3 separate regions of the Homo sapiens genome follow, and all the other regions are linked to region 1. Evidence: chromatin loops called from intact Hi-C (ENCODE). Cell type or tissue: heart right ventricle. All regions are shown on one strand. Each heading gives the region's core, and the rest is flanking DNA. Links, peaks and the distances in the headings are about the cores only.

What was found. Peaks named below come from ENCODE experiments on the same cell type or tissue, not always from the same donor. Only the 100,000 strongest peaks of a DNase experiment are listed, where the experiment ranks them.
Region 2: a loop joins it to region 1, with 2.1 times the contacts of the local background. A loop is called at or near these places in 6 of 110 quality-filtered maps.
Region 3: a loop joins it to region 1, with 31 times the contacts of the local background. A loop is called at or near these places in 7 of 110 quality-filtered maps.

What each region holds. Positions count from the first base shown.
Region 1 is chr7:153,521,092-153,528,846 of GRCh38, reverse strand. LOC107986750 (a long non-coding RNA gene) reads left to right here and starts at 4,616. Exons shown (of 2, transcript XR_001745034.2): 1 at 4,616-4,838; 2 at 5,022-5,610. In heart right ventricle, for the core only: no CTCF peak of the experiment used is centred there; DNase peaks (open chromatin) are centred at 4,416, 5,293 and 6,346.
Region 2 is chr7:153,466,545-153,474,299 of GRCh38, reverse strand. No RefSeq gene overlaps it. Among named protein-coding and RNA genes, the nearest start is that of LINC01287, 58 kb to the right of the region's middle. In heart right ventricle, for the core only: no CTCF peak of the experiment used is centred there; a DNase peak (open chromatin) is centred at 3,762; H3K27ac peaks cover 430 bases; H3K27me3 peaks cover 344 bases.
Region 3 is chr7:153,385,646-153,393,400 of GRCh38, reverse strand. It overlaps LOC105375577 (a long non-coding RNA gene), which reads right to left and starts at 4,241. Exons shown (of 3, transcript XR_928187.3): 1 at 3,671-4,241. In heart right ventricle, for the core only: no CTCF peak of the experiment used is centred there; no DNase peak of the experiment used is centred there.

The DNA.
Region 1 (7,755 bases), core at 1,797-6,796:
GGTTATTTCTTTTGGCCTAAAAAAAGGGGAAGAGAGGGTGCCTTCTCCCCAGAGTTTGGGAAACACTCCTGTAACAGTTCATGGAGAGTGGCCATGACTCATATTCTTCTAGGCCAGATGATAGATTCTTTCCAACGGTGCCCCTTCTCAGAAAAGGCCCACTGGAGAAGTGGGTGGTGCCTCAGTCAGGTGATATAGTTCGGATTTGTGTCTCCGCCCAAATCTCATATTGCAATATAATCCCCAATGTGGGAGGTGGGGCCTGATGGGAGGTGATTCAGTCATGGGGGCGGTTTCTCATGAATGGTTAAACATCATACCTCTTGGCACCATCCTCTCAATAGTGGGTGAGTTCTTGCAAGATCTGGTCATTTTAAAGTGTGTGGCAGCTCCTCCTCTCTCTCTGGCTCCTATTCCCAGCCTGCTCCCACTTCACCTTCTGCCATGACTGGAAGGTTCCTGAGTGACAGAGCAGGAGCATCACCATTTTGGACAAACACCACCTTTTAAGTTCCCCTTGAATAAAAGAAACTGCCTAAATCCAGCCCCAAAAGATCAGCCTAATGACTAATGTCAGCATAACCAGAAACATTCCAACCCTAAGATAAACCCCACTCCGACCAGAAACATGCCAACCCCACAATAAAATTTTCCTCACATAGAAACATTCCAATCCTGCAATAAGCTCCCCCTTCCTAAACCCTTAAATTCCCTTAGACTGTAAGAGAGAACGTTCCTGACTGAAATTGGCCAGAAGCCCCTCTCAAGTTTATTCTCCAAAATAAACCTGCCTTTGACTGTTAAGCTGCTTTTCGTGTTTCTTTCCTCTTTCTTTAACTCTTATGCTGAGGCCTCCCCAGAAGCAGATGGTGGTGTCATGCTTTCCGCACAGCCTGCAGAACCATGAGTCAATTAAACATCTTTCCTTTGTAAATTACCTGGTCTCAGGTGTTTCTTTATACCAATGCAAGAACGGCCTAAGACAGCATGGGCAGTATGGCTTGACTACAGGAAAAGGAAGGCAAAGTGGTCCCATCCTAAGAGAAACAAAGGTCATCAAGCCACCGACTCCCCAGGCTTCCCCTGAGGCCCCTGCTCCCCTTACAAGTGGGAGCCTCTTTGCCCCTTTCCAGCCCCCACTACCTTAATTCTCTAGCTCCATCCTTCTCTGTCCTTGGATTAATCCAATGAATCGAGTACAGGTTTGAGCATCCCTAGTCCAGAAATCCAAAAATCAAAATGCTCTAAAGCCAAAACTCTTTGAGGACTGACATGATGCCACAATTGGAAAATTCCACATCTGACTTCATGTCATCAGTCTCAGTCAAAATGCAGTCAAAACTTTATGCACAAAATTCTAAAAATATTGTCTAAAGTTCCCTTCAGGTGATGTGCTTGAGGTGCATATGAAGCATTAATGGATTTTCTGTTTAGACTTGGGTCCCATCCTCAAGATATTTCATTAGGTATGACACAGATGTTCCAAAATCCAAAAAGCGTTTTGGATAAGGGAGCGTCAACCTGTTCCTCCATGCTGGATGCGATGAGCTGGATTCTGGGAACACAGGGAACAACCCAGCACATTCACACACAGAGCTGCAGTGAGAAGAGGCGCTGGGTCTACGACAGCAGGAGGGTCACATGCAATTCTGGCCCTGCCATGGCTCCAGGTTGTGCTCCAAGGTCGAATGGGGGCTTATTTGCATCCAGAATTCCCCAGGCAATATTCATCTCCAAGTGAGGTCACACACACAGCAGGCTGCGCTTTCTCCCTGCCAGGCCTTCTGTCAGGGCTTCCACGGTGGACGAGCTCCCACTCCGCCATGTGTCCTGTTTCTGTCCTGCACGAAGCCCCCGCCACTTCTCTATTCCCTCCCACACCCCAGTTGTAGTCCTTGTGGATCCCACCTCCACAGCTTTGCCCATCTGCCCCCACCGCCCTCATCGTGCCATCTCAGTCAGGGGCTCTCATCCTGGGCAGACCCCGCTCATCCTGGAGGAGCCACAGCTCGACCTTCCCCACATCCTGAGATCCCCGACTATGTAGTGGGGGACGGAGAGGTTCTTGGGCATTTAGTACAAGACTTCAGGGTCCTCTTACTGTTTCACTGGTACAAATCTCAGCTACCAACATGATTATAACCCCTATGGTTAATTTAATTTGTTGTTTAAATCCCACAGGAAGAGGCAGATTATGCAGTCGTCTTCAAGGTGATGAATAAATACCCAAATTCAATGGAAAGCAAAAAGAAAACAGTAGTTGATACATAGTAAGCCATATAAAAGTGATTTATGCAAATTAACCTATTTAATCTTCATAATCCTATGGAATATGCACAGATAGGAAAATGACGGCACCAATATGATGGGTTAAGTGGCTAATGTCAGACCACTAGAAAGTGGTAGAGTTGGGATCTGAACTCAAGCAGGATGGCTCCAAAATCTGTATTATTTACCACTATGTTCTACTGCTCTCTTGATTTTTCATCTTGTGTGCAGCCCATATAAATATATATAAGGCAAATGTTGGTTGCTATAGAGTTCAGAACTAAGTATTACTTATAAATGTAGGAACTTTCTTCCGCTAGAATCTCTGGATGTAATGTTCCCTTTCTTTCCCTGGTAAAACTCTTTTTAAATAAATTATTCTGTGTTAACATTATTTTTAAAAGGAGGCCAAATGTGCATATATCTGTGCAATCTGATTTGCAATGAATATATTTGTTTATTCATCTATTCAGCTGTTATGCATTGAACATTTACTACATACGCTCACTCTGCTGGACACTAGGGATATGAGCAAAGTGCTATTTTTTGTTTTTTTGTGAGTTTTTTCTTTAATCTTAAGGATGCCCAATTTAGCCTCAAGGATATTCACAGTAACCACAGGCTGAGCACTTACTGTATTGAATGTTGTGCATGCATTATCTCATTTAATCCTCATAACCACCTTGTGGGAGAGTTACTATTATTCTGTCAACTTAACAAATGAGAAGACCAAAGATCAGAGCAACTAAGGGGCCTGCCCAGTATTGCAGAGATCATAGTTGCAAGGTTGGGATTGGGGCCCACGTGTGACCAACACCAGCACTCATGACCCTCACCCCTGCTCTGGATCCTGAGAGATGGCTCCTGTAGAGAGAGGTCTGTGACTGTCTGCATCGTGCCTGGAGCACACAGTGGGGTGGAGAAAGTGCTCTGAGGACCTGGAGGATGGAGTGAGGCATGCTGCCAGGAAGGCACACGGGTTTCTTTGATTGGGATCAGTACTCTTCTAGGCTCCCGTGTCTCACTGGTGAAATAACAGTGTTATCTCGGACATTCAAACCATCTTCTCACAGGGTCTCGGTTTGCATATGTGATGTGCCTGCCACTGCCAATTCCATCCTTCTGCTCCCAAGTCCAAACCCAGGATGCAAACAGTGGGCATGGAGGACTAACCTTTTAAAAAATATTTCACAAATTGCCGTCTAAATAGGATGATTCTGCCCGAGCTCTGTGCCACTTTCCCCTACAGGAAAACTAGCTAGTTCTTGAAACAATGCCTTATTAAGTTATAGTCTATGCCATTTCATTAAAAAGAAGTCATATCCTACTCCAAGTCACCTTCTGAACCATCAGGGGCTTGTGGACTGAGACCAAGTGCAGTGGGTGACCCTCAGCTCAGTCACAATTTGTGTGGATAGACCAGGGAGCCCACCATGCCTATAGCAGAGCTCCTACACCAGGGCCCAGCTGAGGCGGTGGATGGAGTTGCTGCTCAAGAAGCTCAAGTTGGGAGACACCCCTGCAGCAGCAGGAGCACTGAAAGGAAGGTCCAAAGACTTTCTGAGATGACAGGTCTTCTGCAGGTCTGCAATGCCAGCCATCTTTGTGATTCTTCTTCACTGAATCAGAATGACGGCTTCCTCAGATTCACTGCATGGTTCATTGGAAGGCACTAGAGGGCTTCTCTAGGAAAGAAGTGTTACCCCCAGAAACATGGCCCCTGAGTAAGCACTCTGGGGCCGCCCCTGTAACACCACCCTAGTAGGATTTGAGGAACGAATAAGCCAAAGGGGGAAATCATATATTAGCTGACATTTTATATTTCCTAACTTTGCTTTTTTTGCTATTTGAATGCTTCCTCCTGGGGAGTTTTAATGTGACTTTGTTTAACCTTTGACTACTGTTGAGCTCTGAGCATACTGAGGACCAGGATGGCATCTGCCCACTCCTTTCTCTCATTCTAGGAGGATATGACCTTGTATGATGGGGCTGTGCCAGGGCAGAGGATTCATACACGGAGCTAGTGGACCAGCTACAACTCTCTCCCTCCACCTCCTCCTTGGAGAGGCTCCAAAAAGCTCCCTCCCACCCTGTGAACACCTAGTACACAGGCGGCTGTTCTTTTTCTTTGGAAGTTGCATAAACAGCATCTCCCTAACAGGCAAAGCTCTCATTAGCAGTGTGTTCCTGTCAGCCGCCTGAAGTGAGAACATAAACACAGTCACCAAAACAAACGCCACCCCACTGGCCTCAGCCCCTGGTCTCTGCAGAGGTGGGCGGGGGAGGCCAAGAACAGGCTTAAAAGGAAAGGAATGGTCCTCTGTTTAAAGGCACGGGCCTGCTCTGCATTTGGCGTGCATACCCTGAGGCTGTTCAATTCATTCCTCCCCACTCCCCGTCTGTCTTGCTCCCTGGCTCACACCCTGGATTGGCACAGAGGCGGTGCTGCAGGGAGCTCTACAGAGGGCTCCTGAGGCCATGCCAGGGTCAGAGCAAGCTAGGGAGGGCAGAGACTGGGAGCGCTTGGGTGATCAGCTCTGACTGAGGCGCCGTCAAGGCTCCAGTCACAGGTATGTAAGAAAGCCCACATTATGGGGTGAATGGCGTTCCCCCCAAAACGCATGTGCTGAAGTCCCAGCCCCTGGCACCTCAGAATGGGACTGTCTACGGAGATAGCGTCTTTTAAAAAATAGCTAAATTACAATGAGGCCATAGGGATGGGCCCTCATCCAACCTGACTTGTGTCATTATAGGAAAAGGAGATGAGGACACAGGCACACACAGAGGAACGACCATGTGAAGACTCAGAGAGAAGACGGCCTTCTGCAAACCCAGCAGGGAGGCCCAGGAGAAACTGACATCTCGATTTTGGACTTCCAGCCTCCAGGATTGTGAAAAAATAAACTTCTGTTGTTCAAGCTGTCCGTCTGCAGGAGTTTGTCGTGGCAGCTCCAGGAGGCGTGGGAAGAGAGCTTTCCAGTGCCTCTCCCTCATGGGGAATTCTGCCCACCTCTCCCTCCACTGGCACTCACACTGGCATGTTCCTCCCCATGCCCAGGCTCCCGATGGACCCAAGCCAGCTTGCCTGCCAAGCAAATCAAGCTCCATTCGAAATTCTTAAATTGGCGAAACCAAGTAGACTTTAAGGAGGGCCCAAGACAGTTCTTCTTATTCCCGCAGTCCCAGCACGATGACTACTGCGTTTTTTCACTCCTTAATCCTGTTTTGCATGATAAATTATGTAATCAATTCTGTCTCCATACTTTTACCTATGCCTGCTCCTAAGCATCAGAATACTAAGTAATTAATAAAAGAGAATAAATCATTCTACTCATTTTTGAATACCGACATTCAGTTTCTTTTCAGTGGGTTAGGAAATGTGACATTAATCACAATATGTTGAAATTATTTTTTCAACATGCCATTAGATCTACTGTTGTAGTTCGGTTTCGTGAAACTAAGAAGACAAATCCCTCTTTCCTAGGAGATTCTTGGACAAAAATGAGTCCGTTCCAAGTCTTTCGGTCTTGCCTTAGGTTACACAGCAGCAGAGTCAGAACTAAAATTTTTGTTTACCTCACTTGTGAGCCAGAGTTCAAGATTATTTTTATCTTTTGGGGGGTGTGGGCTGTAGGCAGAGAGGATGAGTATTTTTTCTGTTTGTTCATTTGTTTGATTGGTTGGTTTTGACTGAATACTTGAAAATAAAGATAGCAGATCTCACCCTGATAGGCTCAAGCGTGGAAAGAATACTTCTTTTATAAAAAAAGAAAGGAAAGAAAAAATTTGAGCTGCTCCTGAGCATAAGCCCAGAGACAGGATTTGCCAGTTTTTTTTTCTTTTGCCTTTTTTCTTGCCTCCTGTTTTACTTCATGATGGTATATGGATCATTTGCCTGTGCAGAATCTTGTTGGAGATTTGAAACCCATTAAAAGGTTCTGCACTGTCCTTGTTCTTCTGTTGTTTCAAATTCCAGAGGGAGGAGTGAGGTCAGGCTTATATTAGCTCTGAGTCAGAAAAGCAACTCCGAGTACAAGCATGGAGGCAGGCGCAGGACTCCGATCTCCCTCTGCTTTATAAGGCAGCGAAGGCAAAAGCACGCAGCAGATGTTGCTCCTTGGTGATGGATGGTCCAAGAGTGTGCAGAGACTTGTAGCCAGCTGGCATGAGGGGTGGCCTTGACAAGAGTGGTTAATAATTGCTTGAAGGAAAGCAGTTTTCAGAATGAAGAACATCATGTTCTAATGAGGAATTTAATACCTGTGAACTTTACTAGAAATGGAACAATAAGGCTGTCAGAAATGGGTGCAAAATCTTCAAGAGCAGCTCACAGACTGGGAGAGATAGAACAGGAGAGACAACATGACCATGTTGATGCTGAGTCTATATTATTGCAACAAGATATATTATTTGCAACTTTTTTTTTGTTTGTTTGTTTGAGATGGAGTCTTGCTCTTGTTGCCCAGGCTGGAGTGCAGTGCCGCGATCTTGGCTCACTGCACCTCCACCTCCCGGATTCAAGCAATTCTCCTGCATCAGCCTCCTGAGTAGCTAGGATTACAGATGCCTGCCACCATGCTCAGCTAATTTTTGAATTTTTTGTAGAGATGGGGTTTCACCACGTTGGCCAGGCTGGTCTCAAACTCCTGACCACAGGTGATCCACCTGCCTTGGCTTCCCAAAGTGCTGGGATTGCAGGTGTGAGCCACCATGCCTGACCCCTATTTGTAATTTTTAACAACTGTTTTGGGATGTAATTTAACCCCACTCCACCCACTGTAAGGGCACAATCCAATGACTTTCAGTAAATGTGTGCAGCTAAGCCATCCCTACAATCCAGTTTGCAGCATTTCCATCACCCCAAAAATTTCCCATCACCCTCCTTGCAGTCAATCAATGCTCCCATCGCCAGCCTCAGGCAACCACCAGTCTGCTTTCTGGCTCCGTAAACTTCTATTTAATAAGGATTCTTTGTGTCTGGCTTCCTTCACTTAGCATGTTTTGGAGTTCTGTCCATGGTATAGGAGGTGTCAGTAGTTCCTCTTTTATTGCTGAATAATAATGCGTTGCATGGAGATACCAAATTCTGAATTCACCAGGTGACAGATATGTGGGTTGTTTCCAGTTTGGGCCGCCTTGAAGAATGCTGCCATGAACGTTCACATACAAGTCTTTTTGAGGATGTATGTTTTTATTTATTGCAAGCAGATTCCTAGAAGCGTAATTACAAGGTCTTTGGGAAGTTTATATTTACCTTTTTAAGAAACTGCCACACAATTTTCCAAAGTGGCTGTTCCATTTTACATTGTCACCAGCAATGTATGAGGTTCCTTTTTTTTTTTTTTTTTGAGACGGAGTTTCACTCTGTTACCCAGGCAGGAGTGCAGTGGCCAGCACGATGTGGACTCACTGCAACCTCTGCCTCCCGGGTTCAAGCAATTCTCCTGCTTCAGCCTCCCGAGTAGCTGGGATTACAGGTACCCACCA
Region 2 (7,755 bases), core at 931-5,930, 54 kb after region 1:
GTTCCTAGACCCCCAGTGGTTGCCTCAAACTGCAGACAGTACCAAACTCTCTATATGCTGTTTTTCTTATACATACCTATAATAAAGTTTAATTTACAAGTTAGGCACAGTTAAGAGATTCAAAATAATAAATAATAATAAAACAAATATAACAACCTACTTTGATAAAAGTTATGTGAATATAGCTGCTTTATCTCTGAAAATATTTTAACATTTTCAGATCATGGTGAACTGCAGGTAACAGAAACTGAGGAAAGTGAAACAATGGATTGGAGGGGGCGACTTCTGTACTTGGGAACAGAAAGGAGGGATGTAGATGTTTTATTTATTTATGTTTATTGCTTTAGAAAAAATGCAAGATGATGTCTTAACAACCTTCACTATTTTTTGTGCTAAGCACCATGGGGGCTAAAAAGAGATACAGTTCCTTCCCTCAGTGCTCTTAGGATTTCTAGAGTGGGAGAACTGGGTGATTTGTTTCTTTTGTTCACATCTTCAGCAGTTCACTCACCTGACCTGCACTTGGACCTACTCAGTTGACAAGATTGTGAGTCTGATCCCACAACAGATAAGACGTGGGATCTTGAGGGGAGGTAAGAGAGTGGGAGAAATGTAAATAAATTATGGCCAGAGAGTGGAAAATGGTGCTTTGAAAACATGTCTGCAAATTTTTTATATTTCTTCCATTAACAAGGCGCTCTAATTTCCCTTTCTTTGAATACAGGTCATCTTAGTGACTCACTTCTAATGAGAGAAGCTGGTAGAAGGAACCCTGAATGACTTCCAAGGTCAGGTCTTAAAATGATACAGCTTCTGGCTGGTTCCCTCTCCCTTTTTGGACGCTTGACCTTGGAACCTGGCAGCTGTTGAGCAGACTTCACCAGGCAAAATTGTTGGGAGTTCTGACTAATCCTATAATAAGATGTGTTAGTCAGGGCTCTCCAGGGGAACAGAAAGCAACAGGAGAGATAGGTAGGTAGGTAGGTAGGTAGACAGACACACAGACAGACACACAGGCAGAAACATAGAGAGATGATAGATAGAGGCTGGCAAGTTCACAATCTGCAGAGTCAATGATCCAGTCTGAGTCTGAAGAGCAGCAGCTGCTGTAGAAAAAGGAAGAGCTGATGCCCCAGTTTGAAGGCCACCAGGCAGGGAGAATTCTCTTTTACTAGGGGAAGGGTCAACCTTTTGTTCTGTTCAGGCAACTGATTGAATGAAGTCCTTCCACATTAAGGAAGACAACCTGCTTTACTCAGTCTGCTTGTCCAAATGTTAATCTCTCCCAAAAACACCCTCAAAGCACACCCACAAGAATGACCAAATGTCTGGGGACTGTGGCCCCACCAAGTTGAAACAAATAGTTAACCGCCACCCAAGATGTATCAGGTTACTCTGCTGACCACAGGATCCAAAAAGACTCAAGAAAAATCCAGCTGTCTTAGATGCCTGTACCAAGCAAGACACTTTTTCTCCTGGATCTTTTCTCTGGTCACATTTTCCATGTGGTCTCCCTACCATGACTTTGTTGTCAGTGCTTAACCCTGCCTGATCCACACCACTGAGCTTCGTCTATGTATCTTCCAGCTGGCACCGCTGACTGGCCAACGCAAAGGCAACACGAACGGAACTGAGTTTTCCAGGACAGTGATTCCTAAATGGACAGGAAAGTCCTATCCTTATAAGTGATATTCTTTATGGTGGTGCTTTGTTTCTGGCTGATTCCCAGCGGTATCACTCACTCACTGTGAACCTTCGCTGTGGCTGTTCTTGGCTCAATACCCCAGCAACCATTCGCTCTTTGCCGGTGGAAGCACTTAACCTTCAGCCTCAGACCGAGGGTCTAATCCTGTCCTTGGAGAGTGAAATCTCAGAGTCCTGGACCATAGTATCAGGGACTCAGTTCAACTGTGGTGCTTCCTCCCTTTTGATACTATACCCCTTAATCTGCCTTTCTGCCATATCCTTAGAGAGCAGGCCACACGAAACACCAGTTTCTGTAGGTCCTTAACTCGCCTTCTGGGCACTGAGGCTCTCTCTTTCCTTTAAGCACTGGCCATCACCCTTTCCTTAAGGCCTGAGGTCTTACATGGCTGTTTTTTCCCCAATACATTTTTTTTTTTTTTTTTTTTTTTTTGGAGACAGAGTCTTGCACTATCTCTCAGGCTGGAGTGCAGTGGCACGATCTCAGCTCACTGCAACCTCTGCCTCCTGGGTTCAAGCGATTCTCATGCCTCAGCCTCCCAAGTAGCTGGGATTACAGGTGCACGCCACCATGCCCTACTAATTTTTGTATTTTTAGGAGAGATGGGGTTTTGCCATGTTGGCCAGGTTGGTCTCAAACTCCTGACCTCAGGTGATCCGCCCACCTTAGCCTCCCAAAGTGCTGGGATTACAGGCATACCCAATACATTTTTAATGCTTGGAATTCTATTTGGGAAATGTATTCTTTGTGAATTGGTCCATACTCTCTTCCTGATGCCAATGACCCCTTTGAAGGAATTTCTCTTTTCTCCTAACATTGAGACATGTTGCTCCTCTCCGCACTGCCCTCATGCCTCGCTGCCGTGCACACCATGGAATCCGCTCATCTGACCTTGCACCTCGGGCTGAACCCTTCTGCTGGGAGCAGCGAGAGCACCCAGAGCACGTCCCGGCTCACAGTGCTCACTCTAAATGCTGCCGAGAGAACCAGTCAGAGGATAGTGTGAAAAGCTTTTCCTACATTAGTAAAGGCCAGGTGGCTCCACCCTATCGACAGACCCTTCCTGACCTTGGTTTAAGGTCAGCATTGCCCTTCTCTCTGCCAACTGCCCATACGAGCAGATGCAGGAGAGCTGGCCTCTCTCTGAGCTGAACACCCCCTTCCCCCGAATCAATGCCTGCCAGAGCTGATGAGCATGAGCGCCTCTGAATCCTTCATGAAGGTAGTTAGGCGCAAACGGCATTTATTTCCCCGGTTACAACCTTGGAGAGGTGGTCATTTTAAGGTTCAGCCTGCTTCAGTTACCTGACAGAACCCAGATGCTATGAACAGGGAAATCATGAGATGCTAGGTCCACTTGGAAATGAGAAAATGACACCCTTATCTATCAGTTATGCAGACCAGAAACATAGGCATCAGGCATCATCTTTAAATCTCTTTTTCCCTCACTCCCACATTCAACACAGAGGAAAGTTCTGCTGGCCTCATCCTCACACTAGATCCCAAATCTAACCTCTCTCACCCCCTCCACTGTTCCCACTGAGCCTCGGCCACATGTGTACATGTGTCCTGCCCGGACACCAGCAGCCTCCTGCCACTCTTGCTGCATCCGCACTTGCGGCTGATGTTCCATTTTCCACATATACCATGGCACACAGGCCACGTTTCTGCTCCCTTCCCTTCATGTACATCTGTGGTCAATGGGGCCACGAGGCATAAAGCCCCTGCCTCTCTCTCTGACTTCAGCTCCTCCAGCCCTTCCCTTAGTTTATTCCCTCCACACGCAAGCATTTTGCTGTTACTCAAACTCTAAGATCATTCCCTCCCGGCAAAGCATCCTCACCTCTGTACCTTCTACCTGGCATGCACCTTCTCCATGTCTTCACCGGGGTCCTCCCTCCACTTCACTCAAGTCACTCACTTTACTGAGCATAGCCCTGATCCTACTTCCCTGCTCTTCTTTCTAAAGTCCATGCCACCTGCCATGCCATGAGCTTGCATCTCTGCTTTTTTATTTATTGCTGGTGTCCACAACCACACTCTGTGCTCCAGGGGACTTTGTTTTTGCTGTGCCCGTGCTTATCACACTATGCCTGTCACACAGTGCCTGTCATGTAGCAGCCACTCAAGGAGACATGACTGGAGGAATCGTGTGTGTTTTAGGGAGATAGCATGTCTTGTTCACATCTCAAAATATCGTAAGTCCAGAAGCACTTGTGGATGTTCACTGTGTTCTCATGTCTGAGTTTGGTGCTGTAGGGTCACCCAAGATAGAAGAGCATAGCTGCTGCCTTCAAGGACTTTGCCATTTACGAGAGGCAATAGCACTAACGTGAGAGAAGCAATTCACGTGGCGCCTGAGGATCTTCTGGATTGCTTTGTCCTCTGTGGCAAAGAACACTAGTGCTCGGGAGTGCAGACCATGGATCAGGCTGAGGTCTGCAGTACAGTGAAGAGGTGGAGCCCAGCCAGGCCTGAGAGCACCTGAGGAGTTTAGATTTAGGCAGCAGGGCGGTGGCCAATGTTTTGAAACAAAGCAGTAATTTTTGTTTCAAAACAAAAATTTTGCCCCCCACCAAAGTTATCCAAGGCCTAAGAGGAGCTTTGACAACTGGAGAGCAATTCTGAAAAAGGTAAAATTAAATCCGTTTCTGATACCACACACACAAAATAAACCCCAGAGATGTCAGAGATCCGAAAGTAAAAAAAAATAAAAATATACACACACTAGAAGAAAACATGATGGAATCCCTCTGCACCTTGAGTATGGAGGAAGGCTTTCTAATTGTTAAAAATCCCCATACAGAAAACCAAAAGATAAATGTGACCACATAAAAATAAAACTTTTGCATGTCAAAAGCAAAAAACTAAAAACAAACAAATACACAAACTACTCAAAATGGTAAACACCGTAAGCAAAGAAGTTAAAAGACGAATGAGTACTGGGAGAAAAGATTTTCAGTATTCATCACCCATAAAAGGTTAATACTCCTAACTTGAAACATCTTTTAAAAATTAAGAGGAAAAAAAGGAAAAAAATTTTAGAGGCAAATTAGCAAAGACATGAAGCAACAATGCACAAAAGATAACATATGAAAAGATGTTCAGATCCTCTCACTATAAGAGAAATGCAAGTTAAAACACCAATCCTAGTTCACATCCATTAGACTGGCAAACTTGGAAATTCGACAATGCCTTCTGTTTGCGAGGCTGTAGGGAAACGCACTCTCCTACACTGCTGGTGGAAACAGCAAAGGCACCATCTCTCTGAAGGAGGATTTGGCAATATGCAACAAAATTACATATGCATTTGGTTTTTATCCTAGCAATCTCACTTCTAAGAATTTACTCTGGGGCCGGGTGCGGTGGCTCACGCCTGTAATCCCAGCACTTTGAGGGGCCGAGGCAGGTGGATCACGAGGTCAGGAGATCGAGACCATCCTGGCTAACACAGTGAAACCCTGTCTCTACTAAAAATACAAAAAAAAAAAAAACAGCCAGGCATGGTGGCGGGCAACTATAGTCCGAGCTACTCGGGAGGCTGAGGCAGGAGAATGGTGTGAACCCAGGAGGCAGAGTTTGCAGTGAGCCGAGATTGCACCACTGCACTCCAGCCTAGGCAACAGAGCAAGACTCCATCAAAAATATATATATATATACTCTTAAGACAAACCTTCCCACTACACAGTTATTAAAGGCTTAAGAAGGACATTATTTTCCTCATGATGTCTGAGGAAAGCCAAATTCAGTTGGCTCATCTAAGACTCAAAGATAAGAGTATAACAGAATTTCAGAGAGGAAAGCAAAGCACATCAGGTATTCCCATGCTGTGTCTGATGCAGGAACTTTCTCTAATATGACCTCAGCAAGATCTACCAGCTTCTGCCCATGTATGGACAATAACTCACAGCTCCACTTTGCTTTCAGAAACTTCCTGTTATTAATAACATTTTTCTGAACACGAAATTCAAACCTATCTGTCTCTAAATTATACTTTGCTCCTTGGGGTCAAACAAATTAACTTTTATCAACTTAGCAGCCTATAATATAGACCTACAAATATTTGAATGTAAGTCATGCTTTTTATGATTCTCCAGGCTTCAGTTCTTTCACCTCCTCATTTGTTCAAATCTCTACTTTCAGGGTTTCCAGAAATGAACACAATACTCCAGGATATGGTAGAATGGTCACCTTCTATAGTCTAGAATCACAAGGCAGTTAGGGACTAGATTCACTTGTATAATTAGCACAACATGTTGACCACAAAGTGATGCACTTATGGTGAATAACAACCCCATGATTTTCTCAGGTATGTAGCGGGTAAGCCATGACTCCCTTTTCTGCTCAAATGGATAATCAAAGTAACCTTTATCCCTCTGCCATCAATGAAGCCTAACACCCAACTTCCAGCCCATGTTGATCACCTATGTTGGGCAAAGCATCACACTTAGCATCGTGAATGAGAAAAATGAGGAGGAGTGGAAGGAAAGGTTGAGGGGATGGAGAAAAGGTGGTAGCATCATATAAGAGACATTTACAAGCTCTCTTCCCTAAAAGATCTTATTGCTCTGTCATTGACCTGAGACTGTCAGTAAACAATTCAAACCCATCTTGCTGAAGGAAAGCTCAAAATAGAGTTCTTATGGAAGGCTTCTCGAAGGATAATAGGGGCAGGGAGACAGCATCCAGATATGACATGGCAGAGACCATTCCTACTCACCAAGTACCCATATGATCCTCCTAACTTCCAGACCAGGATACCTGGATGAGGTCATTTAACTAATTCTTGGGACATGAGCAGGAATGGTGTCTCTCTTGCTAGCTGAGGTCTGAGGCAAATACCAGCGTATGTGTCTTTTCTAGGCATCTGCACTTTCATCTTACTTCTCCTTTCTCTCCTCTCTCTCTGTCTCTCACTGCCTCTCACCATGTGGCTAGAAGGAAAGGACTCTAACATGGAGGCACTGCAATATGGAAGTAGTTTAGATCTCTGCCAATAAGAGAGCCTGTGTCAACAGGAAAGCCACAAAGCAGAGTCATGCAGGACAGTATTGCAAGAGACCCATGCAAAAGACCCCTGCAGGGGAGCACTGCAGGAGACCCATGCAAAATAGTCAGCAGGGGAGCACTACAGGAAATGGATGCAGAAGACCCATGCAGGGGAGCATTACAGAAGATCCATGCAGAAGAGCTTGCAGGATACTCATGCAGAAGACTCATGCAGGGGAGCTCTACAGAAGTTGGATGCAGAAGACCCACGTAGGAGAGCACTGCAGGAGACCCATGTAGGAGTGCTTGCAGGAGACTCATGCAGAAGACCCATGCAGGGAATCACTGCAAAAGATGCATGCAGAAGACCCATGCAGGAGAGCACTGTAGGAGACCCAGCAGAAGAACTTTCAGGAGACTCAGACAGGAGAGCTGATAGGAGACCATGCAAAGGACCCATGCAGGAGAACACTGCAGGAGACCCAGCAGGAGAACCTTCAGGAGACCCATGTAGGAGAGCTTACAGGAGACCCATGCAGAAGACCTATGCAAGGGAGCACTGCAGGGGAGCCTATGCAGAGAAGCCACTCAACCCATAGCTGACAGTGTTGTGAGAAATACAGTCTTTCCAGGGCTTTTCTTTTGCCACCACAGCATATCTGTTCTATTCCAATGAATACAGTGGATATCACAGAATGTGGGCTGCATTAGTTCGTTTTCATGCTGCTGATAAAGACATACCCAAAAGTGGGAAGAAAAAGAGGTTTAATTGGACTTACAGTTCCACATGGCTGGGGAGGCCTCAGAATCATGGCAGGAGGCAAAAGGCACTTCTTACATGGCTGTGGCAAAAGAAAATGAAGAAGAAGCAAAAGTGCAAACCGCTGATAAAACCTTCAGAACTCGTGAGACTTATTCAGTATCAAGAGAACAATATGGGGGAAACCACCCCCATGATTCAATTATCTCCCACCAGGTCCCCCCACAATACATGGGAATTCTGAGAGTACAATTCAAGATGAGATTTGGGTGGGGACACAGAGCCAAACCATATCATTCCA
Region 3 (7,755 bases), core at 931-5,930, 130 kb after region 1:
AATAGAGCTATTAGAGAGAAAATGATCAGAGGTTGGGTAAATGTTACACAGGCATCCATCTTGGAAAGTATATTTTTGCCCCAAAGAGATGTAGGGTATTTCAACATTACCAGAGACTGGTAGGAGAATGGAATTTGATCCCTTGAGTAATATAAAGGAGTGTTAATCTTTTCTTTTGGAGGGAGGGGGTGCCATTTGCCCCAATTACCCAACAGTATTTGAAGGAGAGTTGCTAAGAGAAGGAGATTAGCACAGAGTAGGGAGATTTTGAACCCCAAAGGGAAATTTATAATTTTATTTGCTGCCTCCAAAGTTGCCCTTGGCCTTGTCTTGTAGATTACAATGTCTGATTTGGAAGCCAGCTGGAGCACAAAGCCCTTTCAGCTCAGAGCCATCAGGGTTTGGGATTCTGTCCTGGGGGCCCTTTGAATCTCAGGGCAGTCCCATTTCCAGTGGCCAACCTTGTGGCAGAGGGGGAAAGCTGTGTGGGGCTTTTTCCCATTTATCCCATTAGTGCAATTTGCAATTCAGTGGCCTGGATTCCTGCACTGATGGTAGTTACTTGGAGGAGAGTCCTTAGAGCAACCTGGAAGGGACTGAAGAGCTTATAAAGCAGCCAATAGTTGAGACTGCCTCTGGTCCCCATGTTTCTCTTTTCTCCCTAGCCCTGTTCTTCTTGTCCCCATATGGTTTATAAATGACTAAGGAGGCTAATTTGAGGATTTCCTGCACAGGGACACTGGCTTCTGAAGCTGACTCTTATAGTTTTCTCCCAGTTCATTTTTAGGCCAAACAGTATTACAAGGGAAAAATAGTTTTTTGTTTGTTTTAAGGTTTGGGGGATCAAACTTTTCCCCAGATTTCTTGGGGATGCATCCAAAGGGCATATCCTGTGGTTTATGGACACAATTACCCATCTGCAAAGAGAGGACAGAGGAGAAAAAAATAAGAAAAAAGAAGGCATCCCTTCTTATTGCTCTATTATCCTTTCCTGGACAGGGCATCCACCATTCATCCTTAGGGTTCCAGAATGAACCAGTCTTACTATGTAACCTTAACCTTGGCCTCATCTCATCAAAATTACCCACTTGAGAACAGAGGAGATACCAGAGTCAACAGGGGCACCCCATTCATCCTTGAGGTACTGGAATGAACTGGTCTAACCATGTACCCCAACCTTCCTCTCTGTTCTAATGGTAATCTGTTAGCCTAGGACCAGCCTTCATCTTTGTCCTATGGTTCTCTTGTGCCTGTGGCCATGGGCTGGCCTATATCTTTGTCTCCATGACCTTATAGTGACTCTCACTCAGAGCAGTCTAGCAACAAAATGATGATTCTCATTTCCCATGTTCCTTAAGTACACAAGAACCCTGTTTTTTGGCCAGCTACTGCTGGACTTCCCTCCCTTCTAATATTGCCTTGAAGGCCTTGATGTGTATTGAGGGCATGGAAGTGATTAGAGGAATAGAGGAAAATTTGTATTTAGGCTTCCTCATCCTCCAGGGGTAACATACAGAACACATGCTTAAGCAGACAGGACAATCCCTCTGCTACAGGAGGAAGTGGGAAGAAGTGTGAGGAATACTCATGGAAAGCCTTCATGTGCTCGCAAAAGCAGCAGCCCTTGGATTTGAGAGGGCAATGTTTATTTGCCCTCTTGACATAAAGGAAGAACATCTGGAGGAGATGGGGCCTGCGATAAGGGATCACAAATGGCAAAGGAAGAATTTTCCCTCTTCCCAAAGGGATGCTAACTCAAAAAAATCAAGTAGGGATCCTTAAAGGGCCACAGAATGAGGACAAATGCAGGTGGACAAACTGTTTCAAAAGCTAGGCCCAGCAGTGTAACACAGATGACAAGCAAAGTGTATGATAAGTCATAAGGAGTTGGCAGAGCTGGGGTTCCAATTAGAGTCTGTCCCAGCAGTGAGCCAACAGACATCCACTAGGGAGCCCATTTTTTTTGCTGCTATGCAAACATAGCAAGAGCCATGGATGCGTGAATAACAGGGAGTGTGTTTAGGGCAAAGAAGGAAGTCACACAGCATGTGAATTGAAAGCAGAGAAAAGGCAGACTTGCCTCCTGCAAGCAAATGGTCCCATGGATGCACAAGGCCATTTCAGAACACACACAGAGAAAACAGGAGAGTAGATGGTGCAGGGTCTTGGAAAAGAGCTGATTTTAGTTGAAAGGGCAGAGGAAACCCCAGACATTGCATGTCTTAAGCTTTAACCCTACCACTCTCGTGAGTCTCCTGTCCAGGAGGGCCATTAGTGTCTCAGGTCTACTCAGTGCAGACTCCAAGGTCCTTCCCCACCCAGTAGGCCACCCATCAGAGTGAGCTGAGAGATCAGTCAGGGGGAGCAGAACCACTGTGGCCAAGAGGAATCATTTTGGGGGTTGGTTAGTAAGCAGGAGAGTGAAAGGGGAGAGGGAACCCACGAAAGGGGGTTGAATGCATCCATCCAAAGCAGGTGAGGTATGGAGATGTCTTCCCAATAGGGAATGCATCTGAGTCATGGCATCAAAGTATGTTAGCAATGGTGAATCCATACAGGTCTGCAGCAACTCAGTTCTTACCTCCTCAGAAGAAAGAATTTGACCAGGGGACATAAGGCAGAGTGAGAGACCAAGGAAAGTTATAGAGCAGAAGTGCAAGTTTATTAAAAAGTTTTAGAGCAGGAAAGAAAGAAAGTAAAGTATACTTGGAAGAGGGCCAAGCGGGTGACTTGAGAGATTCAAGTGTGCTGTTTGACCTTTGACTTGGGGTTTTATACATTGACATGTGTATTAGTCCATTCTCACACTGCTATAAAGAACTGCCCAACATTGGGTAATTTATAAGGAAAAGAGGTTTAATTGACTCACCATTCCACATAGCTGAGGAGGCCTCAGGAAACTTACAATCAAGGTGGAAATTGAAGAGGCATGTCTTACATGGTGGCAGGCAAGAGAGAGTGAGTGTATGAAGGAGGAACTGTCAAACACTTATAAAACCATCAGCTCTCATGAGAACTACTCACAATCACCAGAACAGCATGGGGGACTCTACTCCCATGATCCAATCACCTCCTACCAGGTCTCTCCTTGAAATGTGGAGATTATGGGGATTACAATTCAAGATGAGATTTGGGTGGGGACACAAAGCCTAACCATATCAACATCTTTTCTCCCCTGATTCTTCCACTGGGGTGGGCTCTCCACATGCACAGTGGCCTGCCAGCACTTTGGAGGGGCTGCATGCACAGTGTGTTTACCGAAGTTGTGCACATGCTCACTAGAGGTGTTCTTCCCTTACCAGTCAAGTGTTCCTAGATAAAGGTAATACACCATCAAACTCCATCATTTTGCCTCTTAGTGCACATGCTTGAGCCCATCCACCCAACTCCTGAGATCTTATTGGGAAGCTGTTGATCATCAGCTTCAGGTGTTTTCTATCTATTGTGAGGCTGCCTTTCCCTGACACTGGCTGAGACCAATTATTATTTTAGAGAGACAATTTAACAACCACCTGACCCATCACCTGATGTTCGCCTGACATTCCTGGGTTGGAGGGGGGCCCTCTTCTGCCCTGCTTATGCCTGCCTACCTACCTACTCTAACATAACCATGTAACAATTCTGCCTCTGTTTCCACATTTGTAAAACAAAACAAAAAAATACCACCTACCTTGTGAGAGTAAGGGTCAAAAAACTCCTTAAAGGGTCAGAAAACTGGAAGCCCCTGATGTTTTACATGAAGATGCACAGAGAAGCAACCCCCACCAGGCATGCTGGTGCCTTTCCTTCTCCAGGCACTTCTCATTCAAGCCACAGAGGGCATCTCTATTTTTAGTCCTGTCTCCTAAGGGATCACGATGAAGTTATTTTTTATCTCAGCAAGTTGGCTCAATCTTACAGTCCCATGCATGGTGCCATTGATGGAAGCCTTGTGGGAAGTGGATGTACGCTCCCTGACTCATTCCCTCCCTGTCTTTGGCTCATCTTTCACTAACAAGTTCAGGCAGAGTCCTTGGACATCATTCAGAGAGAACCAGAGCTAGCATATAACACTGATCCTAGTCGTGTGTGATTTCATTAAAGAAATGTACCACTTGGTCTCTTCATGGCTAACTCCCCAGCTTGTATAAATTGCATAGTCACATGCCATTCAGAGAGCCATTCTGAATGCATATTTGTTACAGGAAGAACTTGGGATGGTAACATCCCCTGCAAACTGGGAAGGAGCCAAGAGACCAAAGAATGACTCCATCAAGTCCAGCTTGATAAGTAAATGAGTTTATTGGGACCTACATCCAGGGCTCTCCTGGGTGGCAGCAAGACAGCTCTAGAGATCCCCACTGCCTGCTGTCTTTAAGTTGCTTTTAAGCTAATTTTCTGGCTCTTTGCCGTGTGTGTGTGTGTGTGTGATAGGACTATTTTTCTTGGTATATTACCAGGTACACTTCAGTATGTTTGAGTTCTCAGGAATGAACACCTGCTCCTTGTCTGGGTACCATGGCCTTGGCTCACCACCTGGCCTTCAGGGTCCAAGCCATGGACATATGGACAAATGCCCTTAAGCAGCCTGGTGGGGACCTGTCACACTACAACATTGGTGCTGCTGCTGCTCCTGGTGGAGGGTGGGTTGGTGTGGGGACAGGAGGTGCAAAGTGACAAAGCCTCATGCCTACCCATGCCAAGAGGCCCTATCTGTCTCCAACCAAGTGCCCAGGACCTCCCAGATAAGGAACATAGCTTCTTTAAAAGGGCAGAAACTTGTCAGTTAGTCATATTTATTTTCAAATTCTAGTTCTAACACTTGATAGCCATGTGATATTGGGCAAGTTACTTATGAGCATCAGTTTTCTCCTTTGTAAAATAGAACTCTCATAGTTCACATGGTACCTGATATGGTCTGGCTGTGTCGCCACCCAAATCTCACCTTGAATTGTAGTTCCCATAATCCCCACGTGTTGTGGGAGGGACCCAGTGGGAGGTAATTGAATCCTGAGGGTGGTTACCCCCATGCTGCTGATCTCCTGACAGTGAGTGAGCTCTCATGAGGAACTTTTCCCACTTTTGCTCACCACTTCTCCTTGCTGCCTCTATGTGAAGAAGGACGTGTTTGCTTCCCCTTCTGCCATGACTGTTAGTTTCCTGAAGCCTCCTCAGCCATGCTGAACTGTGAAAATAAGAAAACCTCTTTCCTTTATAAATTACCTAGGCTTGGGTATGTCTTTAATAGCAGCGTGAGAACAAACTAATACAGTACCATTATCAAAGTTTGCATTTACATCAACTTTTCTAGAATAATTTCTGGAACAAAGCCTATGTTCACCAATTTCCTACCATCCTCTGTTGTCTAGGGACTAAAACTTTAATGTCATCAGCACCCCCACTGGGCTTCCCCACAGGTCCCAGGAATCAAGCCTGGATGGCTCCCTTTTTCTGCTGCCCCCTTCATTCCCACAAGACATGCAGGTGACTCAAGCTAATAGGACAACCGTCATGCCATTCTCCATGAGCATATGCATTTTATCACAATGTTTTTCCAAACATCCTCCCATCCTCTTGCATTCTCTCCTCATCCTTCTCATCTCTCCTTCTCTCAAATGATCCTCCATGCTCCCATTTCTCAGGCTTACAAACTCAGAGTCAACTGTAAATCTCTCCCATCTCTTCACTCAGTGCTCAGGCCCTGTCACCAATAGCATCTTCCCTTATGTCACCCATTTTTCTATTTCCAGTGCCACCATAATCCCAGGAAAATCCCTGGCCAAGGGCCCACTTAGGGAAGGCTGGTGAAGCCAAGTGGGGGCACTGGGCTCAAGTCTTTCCATTCCTGGGGGCCCCATAGGACAGGTGCCCCACTTGGGGGTGAAAGTGTGTGGAAGGGTGAGGATTTGTAGAAGAGAAGCAATAAAGGAACCTGAAAACAAGCAAGGAAGGGAAGGGAGAAATGAGATAAACAGAGGAGGCCAGAAGACAAAGAGATTGCAATGAAATCATTTTTGAGCCTTCAAATGTTCTTCCTAAAATCTATTCCAACCCTCAAGCAAATAGATGCATGAGAATTTAATGTTGAAACTCAAGCAGGAGCATGTGCTGAAAGGCAGAATGGGTCTAACTTAGTGGAATCATCATTTACATTTTTAGGAGTAATCCAAACTCTACAATTTAAAAGACAAAGAATTAAAATAAGGTCAAAATTTATCTTTTCTAAATTGTAGATTTTGTATGGTAAATACCTAAATTGTACCTTGATGCTTTTGCTTCCACATAAAAGGTGAAAATCGTTTCCTTCAGATCATTTTTTTCTTAATAGCAGCTTTCACACTGACAGAAAGAGGACATTTCTTACCCCATTCAGTAAGAAAGGAAGAGTAAATGGCATTCTCAAAGAAGGCGGAAATAGAACCTTTGGAAAATTGCCTTAATAGCAGGCTATGAGTTTGGGCGATGAAGAGGGGTGACCTCAGCCTCCCCGACCTGCCGGTCTGCTGCCCCCACCCTCCCACCCAGCTCCAATTTCACAAAACGACTCATGTTCCCCAAATACCCTGCACTCTACCTGCCTTTTCTCCAGTTGCACGAGGGCTGAGATCGTCACAAGTAAAAGACACCTGCTGCTTGTCACCCTCGTCCTAGGCATCCTGCAAGGACGTTCACAATGCCAGCTGCTCAGTGACGTCTTCCCCGAGGTGGAATTTTGTTGCTCCCCACCCCCGACTCCTTCCCCAATTGCCCTTTCTACTGTTACAGGTGTGTGTCTTTCTCCTTGGCTGACTCTGAAGCTGAGATGCCTGTGGGTCAAAGAGATCCTTTGAGAAGGATTTCTAACCTGAAATCAAAAAACTAAGAGTGATTTTATAGAAGTGACACCTGTGAAGCTGGAAGAACAATAGGGTTCATGGAGGTGATAATTTAAGATGATTAAGGAAAACATGGTATCTGAATTGTATCTTCATGTTTTTTCCTTTAAACTGTGGGTTTTTCTCAAAATAGTAATGTTTTATATCAACATTTTATTTAAATAGATTATAATAGCTGTAAATCTATTTAGATTTACAATAGATTTACAATATCAGTCAGGACCCAGCTGGAAAAAGAGGTCTGTTCAAGTGGAATTCTGGAGAGAATTTCCAATAGGGGATAGGCACAAGGATGTTGAAGCACCCAGCAACTATTAGCAATGAGAAGCGGGGGGCCCTTCCTAGGCTCAATGGGACATGAAGAGGAACCAGGGCATCCTGGAAGAGCTGGGGCCGTAAAGGGGACACTTACCAAGCCTGAAGCTATGGAGACAGGGGATGCCCCTAGAACCAGGAATCGAGGCTTGGGGGCAGGAAAGTAAACCCCCTCTTCTCTCTCCCACAGCCCTGCCTGTGTCTGAACCAAATGGTCCAGCCATAGAGCAAGAAAGCACACTGATCCATCTCTATAATCCAGTCCCCTCTACCCACCCCCACACACATGCAGAGAGGACTTAGAAGGCAAAAACAGGAAGGAGGGTAGAGGAATAAAGAAATATCAGCATTTATTTTAGAAAATAGGATTGACAGAAAAACCTGCCCCCTATTCTGTCTCCCAATCTGCCATGCTTCTAAAAAAATCTGACCATTTTTGAATAAAGGGCAAAGGCAAATGCACCAATATTTACTTAACTGGAAGTAACACGTGCACCAAGAGTCAAGCATTGACTTTTTTGATGGAAACCTGTGAGGCAGCAACAGCATGCAAGACATAGATAATGGTGGTGGGGGCGGAGCAGGG